Regions from separate parts of the Homo sapiens genome. Here region 1 is linked to region 2. A link is an interaction called in ENCODE POLR2A ChIA-PET data of the cell type or tissue named here. Cell type or tissue: Panc1. All regions are shown on one strand. Links, peaks and the distances in the headings refer to the core of each region. The heading gives the core; the rest is flanking DNA.

Region 1 (5,375 bases), core at 285-5,284, 130 kb after region 2:
CCCATGGTGTATTTAAGCTGACAAGAAACTGCTACTTGGCTAGCCTCCTCAAAGAGGCCAGGAGCAAGACCCAAAGCTCCTTTGATCCTCCTCCAATACAGGAATCCAGCTGATATTAATATTTGGTATTACGATGGTTTCATTTGACATTTTCATGAGGAAATCTTGGCTTTACTTGGTTCCCGGGCTGGCAGGTGGGGCCAGTGCCAGGAAGCACACTGTATACTGTATACTGTATACAGAGTCAACAGCCTCACAGCAGGTTGGTGTTCCAAACCTCCTCCTGAGGCCAGAGCCATCATTAAAACACACCTTCACTTAGAGCTGTTTTTCTCAAATAAGAAGATTACATTTTGGCTCCAAGAAGTTGTTTGTCAGGACTGTCTTCATCATGAGGTGAAGTTGAATTTGGCTTGGTGATTTGTGGGTCTGGGTTGCCCCTTTCCCTGGGCTGCCCTCACAGACAAGACACGTCCCCTCATGGAATTAACGTCCCAGACTGCAAGCTCTGGGCGGGTGAGGACTGTTCTGTTTACTGCTGGCAGTAAGGCCTGTCACGCAGTGGGCTCTCTGTGTATGGTTGTTACCAATTAATAAACAATTTAGTAAATGAGTAAAGATAGTCAGCATCGTTTGCTATTAAGAGCCCAGCCTCTGGAACCAAACACTTGGATTCAAATCCCAGCCAGGCATGTGACCACAGGCAGGCAACTTAACTTCTTAGTAGCTTGGTTTTCCCCTCCGTACAATGGGTGTGACACTACCTCCCTCGAGACTGATGGGAGGATGAACTGAGTTATTATGTACAAAATACTCAGAGCTTGGGCACACAGCACGTGCTGCCTCCCTGAGTCTTTATTGACTGGGACATCAAAGTGTGGCATTGGGCTAACACGCTGTCTCCTCAAAGTTGCTTCCTTCTGCTAATTCCACACTGGAAGAAACGACCTTTGTTGTGTCTGTATTTGTGTGAGATCCCTTCATTCTCATTCCTATCTCGAAGGGCTTTTTACCTGGAGGTGTGGTTTGCAAACTGCTGGATCTCACTGTTTGCACACAAAAAAAGTGCTGATATTCTTAAAAATCTCCCTTGTGAGGAGCGAAAAGAGATAATGCTTTTTTTTTTTTTTTTCTGGAAGCAAGGTCGACAATTTATCACCAGCTGCCAAAACCTTCCTCTAAGGCATCACTTCTCAAACTTTTAAAGCATTCTCCCTGTCAGCCCAGTCAGAATGACAAAATCCAGAGTCATTCTCAAGAGAGAGGGGTGACAGGAATAGAGGGGTGGCTGAGAGCATTAGCAGGGAGGGAGGGGCGGCTGGGGCTCTAGCGGAAAAGCCTGCTCACCACCAAATCTAGGACCCTGAAGTCTGCAAATGGCTATAGTTACAGATCAGTTTACCTGGAGGGGCTGCTTTCCACGGGCTTAGCAAGCTGTTCAATTCTTCATTTGTTGAGGCAACACATTTTTATTGAGCACTTACTGTGTGCCAAGTGTTGGGGAAAAGGTGACCAAGACAAAAGTCTCTGCCCACAGGATGCTTACATTCTGCCATCACTAACGTCTCCACTCACCACCCACTGAAAACACGACTCACGCAGGAAGCGTTTCTCTGAATGAAACCCTTAAACCCAGGTTCAAATCAAATTTAAGACACAGAAAGTAGAATAGTGTTTGCCAAGGGCAGTGGGGAGGGAGAATGCGGAGTTGTTCGGTGGGTGTTGAGTTTCAGTTTTGCAAGATGAGAAAGTTCTAGATATTGGATGCACAATAAACACTATGGAACTGTATACTTTAAAATTGTTAAGATTGTAAATTTTATGCTACTTACATTTTTTACCACAATAAAAAAAAAATGAAAAAAAAAAACATAGTTAAGGATGCAGTGTCCAAAGGCTGTGGCTGCTGCCCAGACCCAAAGGGAGGAATGGGAGGTATGTGTGTCTGGGTGTCTGTGCGTGTGTGGGGCAGGGTGGGGGTGGGGGAAGTTCTGCTCTGCCTCCCCTCCGTTTCAGAGGTCCTAGAAGCCCAGATTAAACAGTCACTAGAGAGTCTGCGGTTATTTTTTCTTGGAGAATAATAGGCCCCGCCACTGGGCCTCCAGAGAAAGTGAATTGAGGCTCAGTGGTTGGCAGTTATCTCCGCCAGGTCTCCAAGTCCCTGACTTTCTATCACAAGAGAGGAACTAGAACATAGTGCAGAGCAAGCTTACAAGAGTTCAAATCCCGTCTGTGCCACTGACTTAGCTATGTGGCCTCAGGTGAAGTACCTGATTTCTCAAGTGCCTCAGCCTCCTCATCTGTAAAATGGGGGAGGGAGGGGTAGTAATAGTACCCACACCATAGGCACAGAGCCATCCTATGAAAGCCCTTGGCATTTTGCCCCATGCTATGTTTGTGTTTAGGGAGTTCAGGGATTCTTGATAGGATTGAAGCATGTATGTGTGGGAGAATTCATGTCACATTTAAGAAATGGGAATCAGGCCGGGCATAGTGGCTCACACCTGTAATCCCAACACTTTGGGAGGCTGAGGCGGGCAGGTCAGGAGTTCAAGACCAGCCTGGCCAATGGTGAAACTCCATCTCTACTAAAAATACAAAAATTAGCTGGGTGTGGTGATGCACATCTGTAGTCCTAGCTACTTGGGAAGCTGAGGCAGGAGGATTGCTTGAGTTCAGGAGATGGGGGCTGCAGTGAGCCATGGTTGTACCACTGCACTCTAGCCTGGACAACAGGGCAAGACCCTGTCCCCCCCCCCCCAAAAAAAACTGGGCATCTGGGTGGCAATGTGTTCAGTGAAAACGTGGCTTCTTCTGGCCAGGAGAAGCTGACAGCCTGAACTGGCCTTTCTCTGGCCAGAGGGCATTTTGCTCAGCCATGGAAGGCTAACCTAAGAGCAGGTGGGATGACAGTAGGATGATGGGATGGCCAGTGCCTCCCTAACCACGCTCCCCTATGCATGCTGCATTTTCCTTCTCTGCACGCCCACAGCTGGATGGGAGGAGGTGCTCAAGTGTGTGGGAGGTGACCAGCCACATCTGCAGGAAGTTACAGGTGCCCTGGGCTGGGGCCCTGGGACACATTCCATTTCTGGGGCTGGTGCCTCCCATCCAGGCTCCAGACCAACTCCTTAGGGTGCATTTTAAAACTGGTTCTTCCAGCTATTAACCCTGCAGTTCCTGAGAGAACACACACCCAGGTGGAGCTAATTAGGGTGGGATGAGAGATTGGGACTCTAGGAATTCAGTGCCAGCCTCCCCTGCAGGTCACTCAGGAGTGGGGCCTTGATGGGCCTGCTGCAGACAGCTGAGAGCCCACATCTGTCTAATCAGGGCCCCACTCTCTTCAGGCTGCTTCAGGAATAAGTCCCCAGTCTAGGGGTGCTGGGGAATCCTGCACCGTGATTGCTGTGTAATCACAACACCTAAAGATGAAGGATTTGGACAAAGGAGCATTTATTGAGCACTTTGTCTGTGGTACTAGGCCCATTACATTCATTGTTTCCAGCCTCACAACCACCCTGTCATACAATTATGATTCCCATTTTTTTCAATGTGGAAACTGAGGCTCAGAGGTGGTAAGGTGCTTGTTTAAGCTCTCCTGCCTTTGAGCAATTGAACTGGTATCTAAAACCAGGTCTCTCAGACTCCAAATCCTACACGTAGCTGCTTCCCCTTTCAGGTTGATAAAATGATCAACCTGAGCTAGTCTATCTTGCACTGCTTCTCCTGCTTAGAGGTAATTGCGAGTGTTAGATGTTGATAAACAGCAATGTAGTAATGATGTGAACCAGTCAAAACCTTAATCCTCTCCACCTAAAATACGATCACATCACTTCCTTTTTCAAAAAAATCTTCATTGACTTCTCTACTCACCAGATCAAGTTCAAACTCTTTAGCGTACAAGACAAAACACTAAAGAGACTATGACCAAATGCCAAACTCATGTTTCCCTTTTCTCTTTCAAGAATGATGTCCAGTCTGGGAAGGGAAAAATAACCCTACTGAGTTGGAATTGGGGTCCAAGATTGGTGAGAAAGCGCCCAACAAACATGACAGAGTTTGAAGGGAGTCCAGGTCTCCTCACCCTGACCAGTGACTGCTCAGCCTCAGCTGCAGCATGTCGAGATTGCTCAACAGCTATTGTTAATCTTTCACAAACCATAACAAATGTGAGACAGTCCCCAAGGATGGAGTGGGCAAAAGTCCCAGTTTTTAAAAGGGAGAACACTTTAGATACTGCAAACTACAAACCAATAAGTGGGAAGGGGAGCCCCAATAAAATTGTAGTGCATGCTGTTAAACGGTTTGTGCCCCTTACAAATAGGAGCACAGATCTTCGAAGAGCTTCATGGGACTGCTGGAAACAAGTCATGTCAGTGTCACCTCATTTCTTCTTCTAATGGTGTGGCAGGGCGGGTAGATCAGGGAGACGTTGAGGATGTGGTACATCTGGATTTCAGCAAGACAGCTGATAAGGTCTCTTGTGACTTCCTTGTAGACAAAATTGGTTAATTGTGAGCTAGAGGTGCTTTTAAGTAGAACTCACAACCCATTGAAAGCATAAACCTGAGACATGCAGATAGAGAGTAACTCGGAGGAAGTCTCTAGTGGTAGGCAACAAGGCTCAGCTCTGAGCCCTGTGTTTTGGACATTTTTAATCAATAACTTAAAGGGCAGATGACACAGCTTGCCGGGGGTGGGGGTGGTGGGGGGGATTATTAACAGCTTGGATGCCAGAAATAGGATCCAGAAATTTAAGTGGAATAAATGGAAAGTTCTGGACTTTGGTTTAACAAACCCGTGACACAGCTGAAAGATTTTAGCTGACTAAATGCTCAATATGAGTTCATAGGAACCAAGCCACGTTAAGCAGCTCATGTTTCCCCTTTGCCTTCAGGATGCCAGATCCCTCCTTAGTGTCCAGCAGGGGGTCCTCCAGATGTGAGCTGGCTACCAATCCTGTGTCAGGCTGCAGACTTGCCATGTCCTTGAACACCTTTGCACCTCTGCACATGGTCTCATCTCTTTCTCCTGTAGCTCGCCAGCTGAGGTCCTATTCACACTTTCTTTCTTTCTGAGTCAGAATCCCTGTCCCCCAGGCTGCAGTGCAATGCCGTGATCATGGTTCACTGTGGCCTCAAACTTCCAGGCTCAAGTGATCCTCCCACCTCAGCCTCCAGAGTAGTCGAAACCAGAGGCTTGTGCGACCACACCCGGCTAATTTTTTTATTTTTTGAAGAGACAGGGTTTTGCCATGTTGCCCAGGCTGGTCTTGAATTCCTGGGCTCAAGCGGTCTGCCTGCCTCAGGATTCCTATTCACTCTTTACAATCCAGCTCTGCTGCACCCCTGAGCTTCTGGAGATGCCACAGA
Region 2 (5,375 bases), core at 228-5,227:
AGTGTTAGGTTGTAGACAAGCATTCACATTGAACACAAAAGGCTTTTCAGACTTGTACTCTTGTGAAGTGTGGTTATTCTTAGGGATGGGACACTTCAAACTGCCTTTTTTCTCCAGGCTCTAGAGCAGATGTGATATTCCAGCAAGGGTGACCCAGCTCATCTTTCACAGATTCAGAAATGAGACACATAGATGAGTTTACTCTAAACTGCACTTAAACTTTCCTGTAGTCATTGCTTTCTCTCCCTGCCCCTGCCCCTTCTGTGGAAGTTGAAGCAGACTAATTGTATATCATCTTTTGTTGAACAGCGACATCGTGCTTGGAAGCCAGTGGGTCATTTGGGTCTAGTTTTCATTCTTTTCTTTGGATCTGCTTCACAGTTTAAATTAGGCCCAGGACATTGTATATGGTGGTTTAAGAAGGTGACTGTAACAGGCAGATGTTGAAAGATGGAAGCAGTAGGAGGAGGCCAAACTGTGGAGGACAGGGGTAATAACTGGATTGGCAAATGGGGGTTGAGGAGCATGGAAGGCAGCCCAGTCAGAATACCTTGGCAGAGGCTGGAGGGTTGTAGTTGTGTGATTGTGATGAAATATTAGGGGTGATGGCTGGGTTTGGAAGAGTTAAGCCGTTACAAAATTTCTTCAAAGAACATTATCAAACAACACATATGTACTGCTGATTAAGCAATATCATTAATGAGCCTGCTTTATAATTTAAAATGCAAGCAGATTTACTTTCAGTTTCAGTCATGGAACCATTGAGACACTTTGGGGAGGCAAGTGAACCACTGCAGTTCTTTCTATACTGGAAGGAAAAGGAGGAAAGCAAAGTTATTTTGTGGTTTTGGAGTAGTTTAAAAAAAAAAGTTTTGTGTTTTGATAGTGCCTTCCAAAGAGTTCAGCATTATGAATCATTTCTTCTTTGTCAAGGTGAGAGAGGCATTCTGTCTGTGAACTAAATCTCCCAAAGTCTTCAGTGTTTGATGGGCAAAGGAACGAGAGGAAAGAAATAGGAAACTGCCATGCCATCTTTCCCCCATTATCTCCCTTTCATGAAAAATGATCTGTGGCTCGCTGCCAAGACTTTGTTTAAAAAAACTTGGTTGTCTGGTATTTCTCATCTGCATGAAAAATAAAAAGTGTCTCCATTTTTTTTCTGAGATAAATGGTAAAGATAAAGCTTTCTTAATGTTTAAAAATATAGGCTGCATACTCTCCAAGAAAAAAAGCCCTACAAACAATGTCAGCTATTTTTGGAATATTATATAAACAGTTTTAACTGTCATATAGGGACAACGTATTTTTCCTGCACTCCTAACCCTCACAGGAATAAAGGACATTGGCCCTTTCTTCACTGGCTTGGTATAGGCCATTTATTTACTAGCCACCTAAATAAGTGCCTACCAGCTGCTTTTAGGTGAAATCTAGGGACCATCCTAAACATCTTATGTGCTAGGTGTGGGAAGCAGGCCCAGCAGGCTTGGGCTGAATAGAAGTAAGAGTTCCCAGCCTTGTGTTGTTGTTGTCCCAGGAGGCAGATTTTCATCTGTGAAGTCATCTGGGAATCCAGTTGTAAGTTATATCCAGTTGTAAGAACTCAGTAACATCCCTTTGCTCAGTCCAGACCAATAACATTTTAAACAGTTGCTGGACTTTTTAAAATAAAAATTTTGTGTTTCCTGCCATGTAAACAGAGATGTTCCTAAAAGAAAATAAATGAACCATTTGTCAGATAATGCATTTATTCTGGTTACCTTAATCCCTTTGTTAGGTTTTTGTCATGGAGATAGTAGATGACAGCTTTGAAGGGATGTTAAGCAGTGGGGTTATTTTTTTTTTTCCCCAAGGAGACAGTTTTTAGGGCAGACTTTGAGTATTTTTTCTCTTGTTTTTGAGTGTGTAGCTGTATATTAAGATGGGAAAGCTGACTCTGACCCAGGAAAAACAGGACGGTAGGCCAGTCCACCTGCTGGGTCTGTTATTCACATTCTTGTTGGGTGTAACTGCCTTCCATGTGACTCTCGGTACCCCCTTCTCAGCAGCCCTGCTTTATGTCCCTAATGTTCCCCTGTTCATCTCACCTGGACTGCTTCCTGAGGGATTTTCTAGGGGAAGGACTAATCTGAGATGCAAATTAATGCCAAATTGATGATGGAACTCCTGAGTCCTGAAACGCAGTGCCTTGGATGTCATCTGACTTACCCTTTATTTTCTGGATGAGGATATTAAGGATCAAAGATGTAAAGGAGGTTACTTGAAACCACCCAGTGAGGTCACTCTTACCTGTGAACTGACTCCGTGGTCACCACCATTCTTGCTGAGGAAGATCTGCAGCTGTCTCATGAACATATGTAATGTGCCTGGATACAGTCCTCGCTTCAGACTCACTACTTTATTTTCTAGGGAAGAACTAGGCTTTTTATTTCACTGTGGCTGGTGTGGGGGCATTCGGTGAAAAGGTAGCTATGGGAGACAACAGGCAGCCAAAATGCTACCTAATAAACCTTTGAACCTTGAAGAAGGATTGCCCGGTGGTAGCCCTATTATCCAGAGTGATGGGGCCTGAGTTTTCTGAGTGGTTGTAACTTTGATGGTTGTGACTTTGGGAAAGAAGTATATTGCATGTAATGTTTCCAAGAATTAGTTACTGTGTGCCAGAGGAGTGGGCACATAAGCTGGATCAGTGGCTTTAATGGGCAGCAGTTGGCTGCAAGAGAAATTTGCAGTTTCACCAGTCTTAATGCTGGGCAACCCATATATTAAATAATGTTTGGTACACTTGGATATCTTTTATTGGGAATTAAGCCCCCAAAGCAGCTTTCTGTAACTATTAAAGTCTGATAATGCTAAGCTCTTCTTCAGGCACTGGAGAAGTTTGGCAGTCTCTGGAATAAGGAATTTGTTTGGCTTTGGCACTGATAGCCAAAATGCCACTTCTAGTCACTTTAAATGTTACCAAGATTTCAGTCTCATTGCCGATTATTGAAAGGTCTGTGGCAAATAAGATTTCAGTGCTGTGGTGAAGCAATCTGTGTGTGCTTTAAAGGTAAATAAAAATACAGCACATTTTCTGAGTATAATTCTCGTAGACAGAGTTTTGTTGGTCACCCAGATGGTTGGAAGTTCTGGTCCTTCAGCAGTATGGGTTGGTGGCAGTGGTGCTGGCTTCTGCAGCCTGTGCTGGTCCAGGCCTAAACTCAGGGAAAAGTATACATGTCCAGGGCTCATGTGACTTGATCATATGGGGGCGTGCTTCATAGGTCACAGCCATGGTTATTCATCCATTTAGTTTCATTCCGCCGGCACGGTAATGCATGGAATAAAGATGGACATACAAGTGGGCATTGCTTCTGGTGAGTCTGCAGTATAGTGGGTGATAGGGATATGCAAACAGAAAGTTGTTTTTCTTGGGAGATGGCACTAATCCACCTTGCCTAGAAAGAAGGGAAGTCTTGCTGAACTGTGCATCCTGGCATGTATCTCTGCCATCATTCATTATTTTCACCTTTGATAATGAAATTTCTGACAATACAGGGTGTTGTTGGAGTTCATTTTTTTGTTGATAAAAGTATTACTGTAATCAAAGAATTCCTTGCAGAAGTTTTGCAACCCTCAAGGAAAAGTGATAAAAAAACAGACCCTGCATGATGGATTGCAGGTTTCAGGGAGGTGGGAGTTGTCCATCCTTTCGCGTTGGCTTTGCTTTTGTTTGTGTAACCATGAAAGGATACTGAGTCTGCTTTTTGTAAAGGAGATAACTTGGTTCATCCGTAACATGCAGAGTGTTGGGTGAATTAACGAGTGGAAGGCACGTAATGATGTGTGGCACTTATGTAGTATTTTGATGATTTCACCTAGAATCTTGCCATCTGGAAACTTGCATTTACTAGGATGTAGAGCCAATTTTGGTTGATACTGAGTCCAATGTTTATTTAAAATGGTTTAGATTTTCATTTGGCTAAAATCTAGGAGGTTGTAGACTAATAGAATAACAATAATGATAGCCTTTCCTAAGGAGCTCTGAATAGCCTCAGTAGTACTATAGTGAGAGGTAAAAGACAAGAATCTTACCTTATTTCATAGTGATGCAGTTGAAACATGGTAGCCTGCACAGGGTGGTAGAGCTGGCCCGTTTTGAAATGAGAAGTTGAATTCCTGATCTATGGCTTTGGCACTTGCTTTGCCACCAAGAATTGCTATCTCCAAAATCTTTTTTTTTTTTTTTTTTTTTTTTTTTTTTGAGACAGAGTCTCGCTCTGTTGCCCAGGCCGGACTGCGGACTGCAATGGCGCAATCTCGGCTCACTGCAAGCTCCGCTTCCTGGGTTCACGCCATTCTCCTGCCTCAGCCTCCCGAGTAGCTGGGACTACAGGCGCCCGCCACCGCGCCCGGCTAATTTTTTGTATTTTTTTAGTAGAGACGGGGTTTCACCCCGTTAGCCAGGATGGTCTCGATCTCCTGACCTCGTGATCCACCCGCCTCGGCCTCCCAAAGTGCTGGGATTACAGGCGTGAGCCACCGCGCCCGGCCTCTATCTCCAAAATCTTCAAGCCATGAAGAATCTTTGCCATCTTATTTATTTTCCCAGCTCCTGGGGAGCAGAGGTTTCCCACTTGGAGTTTAGATTTTGCTGAAAGCACCAAAATCCAGGCCTGAAAGATCTCAAAGTGGATCAGGGCCTGGGGACCAGCTGTGCATTATTGAGATTGGAGCCCAAGTTGGCAGGGAGGCCATGGCTCCTTAACTATCCAGGAAGGCCCTCTGCCCTCTTACTCAGCGCTTCAGCAGAACAGGGCTGGGCTCTTGATCCTGAGACAGCTGGGAGTCTGCAAGGTGTGCCCCATGCTTTCCTTCAATGTAGAGATGCCTTTTACCTCCCATTAGAGTGCTTCAGAGGCTACTTAGGGTGCCTTAGGAAAAGGTATCGTTATTATTATTCCATTAGTCTGTAACCTTCTAGATTTTAGCTGAATGAAACTCTAAACCACTTAAAACACACTGGGCTCAGTAGCATACAAAATCGCTCTGTGCTTAGAGGCGTCTGCAAAGTGGTGGGCGTGCTGCCCCAGTGGCTGTCACTCTGGCTGCTGCCCTTATGTCTCCTTCAAGGGTACATGGAAGAGAGATGAGGGACACATGCCTAAGGTCGGCTTCTACCACATTCCTATCCCACTTTCTCAGCCGGCTTCCTACTTTTTCACTGCCTCTGAAATAGACACAGACCTGCCAGTCCTGGAAGGCCTCAAGCCTCTGGAAAAGCGAAGATCACTTTTCCCCAAAGATGTTAATTCCAAACTTGTTTATGTTCCTCCTTGGAATGACAGCTTATAAAAATATGTGCAGTATTAAGAGATGAAGCCTGAGGGTGAAGG

What was found. ChIA-PET counts read pairs that join two places held together with the same protein. Peaks named below come from ENCODE experiments on the same cell type or tissue, not always from the same donor. Only the 100,000 strongest peaks of a DNase experiment are listed, where the experiment ranks them.
Region 1: POLR2A ChIA-PET joins it to region 2 with 5 read pairs; 2 of 35 experiments call an interaction of 5 or more read pairs at or near these places.

The regions. Positions count from the first base shown.
Region 1 is chr6:108,710,076-108,715,450 of GRCh38, forward strand. No RefSeq gene overlaps it. Among named protein-coding and RNA genes, the nearest start is that of LINC00222, 39 kb to the right of the region's middle. In Panc1, for the core only: no CTCF peak of the experiment used is centred there; no DNase peak of the experiment used is centred there.
Region 2 is chr6:108,580,810-108,586,184 of GRCh38, forward strand. All of the region lies in intron 1 of FOXO3 (forkhead box O3), which reads left to right. Among named protein-coding and RNA genes, the nearest start is that of FOXO3, 23 kb to the left of the region's middle. In Panc1, for the core only: no CTCF peak of the experiment used is centred there; no DNase peak of the experiment used is centred there; H3K27ac peaks cover 800 bases.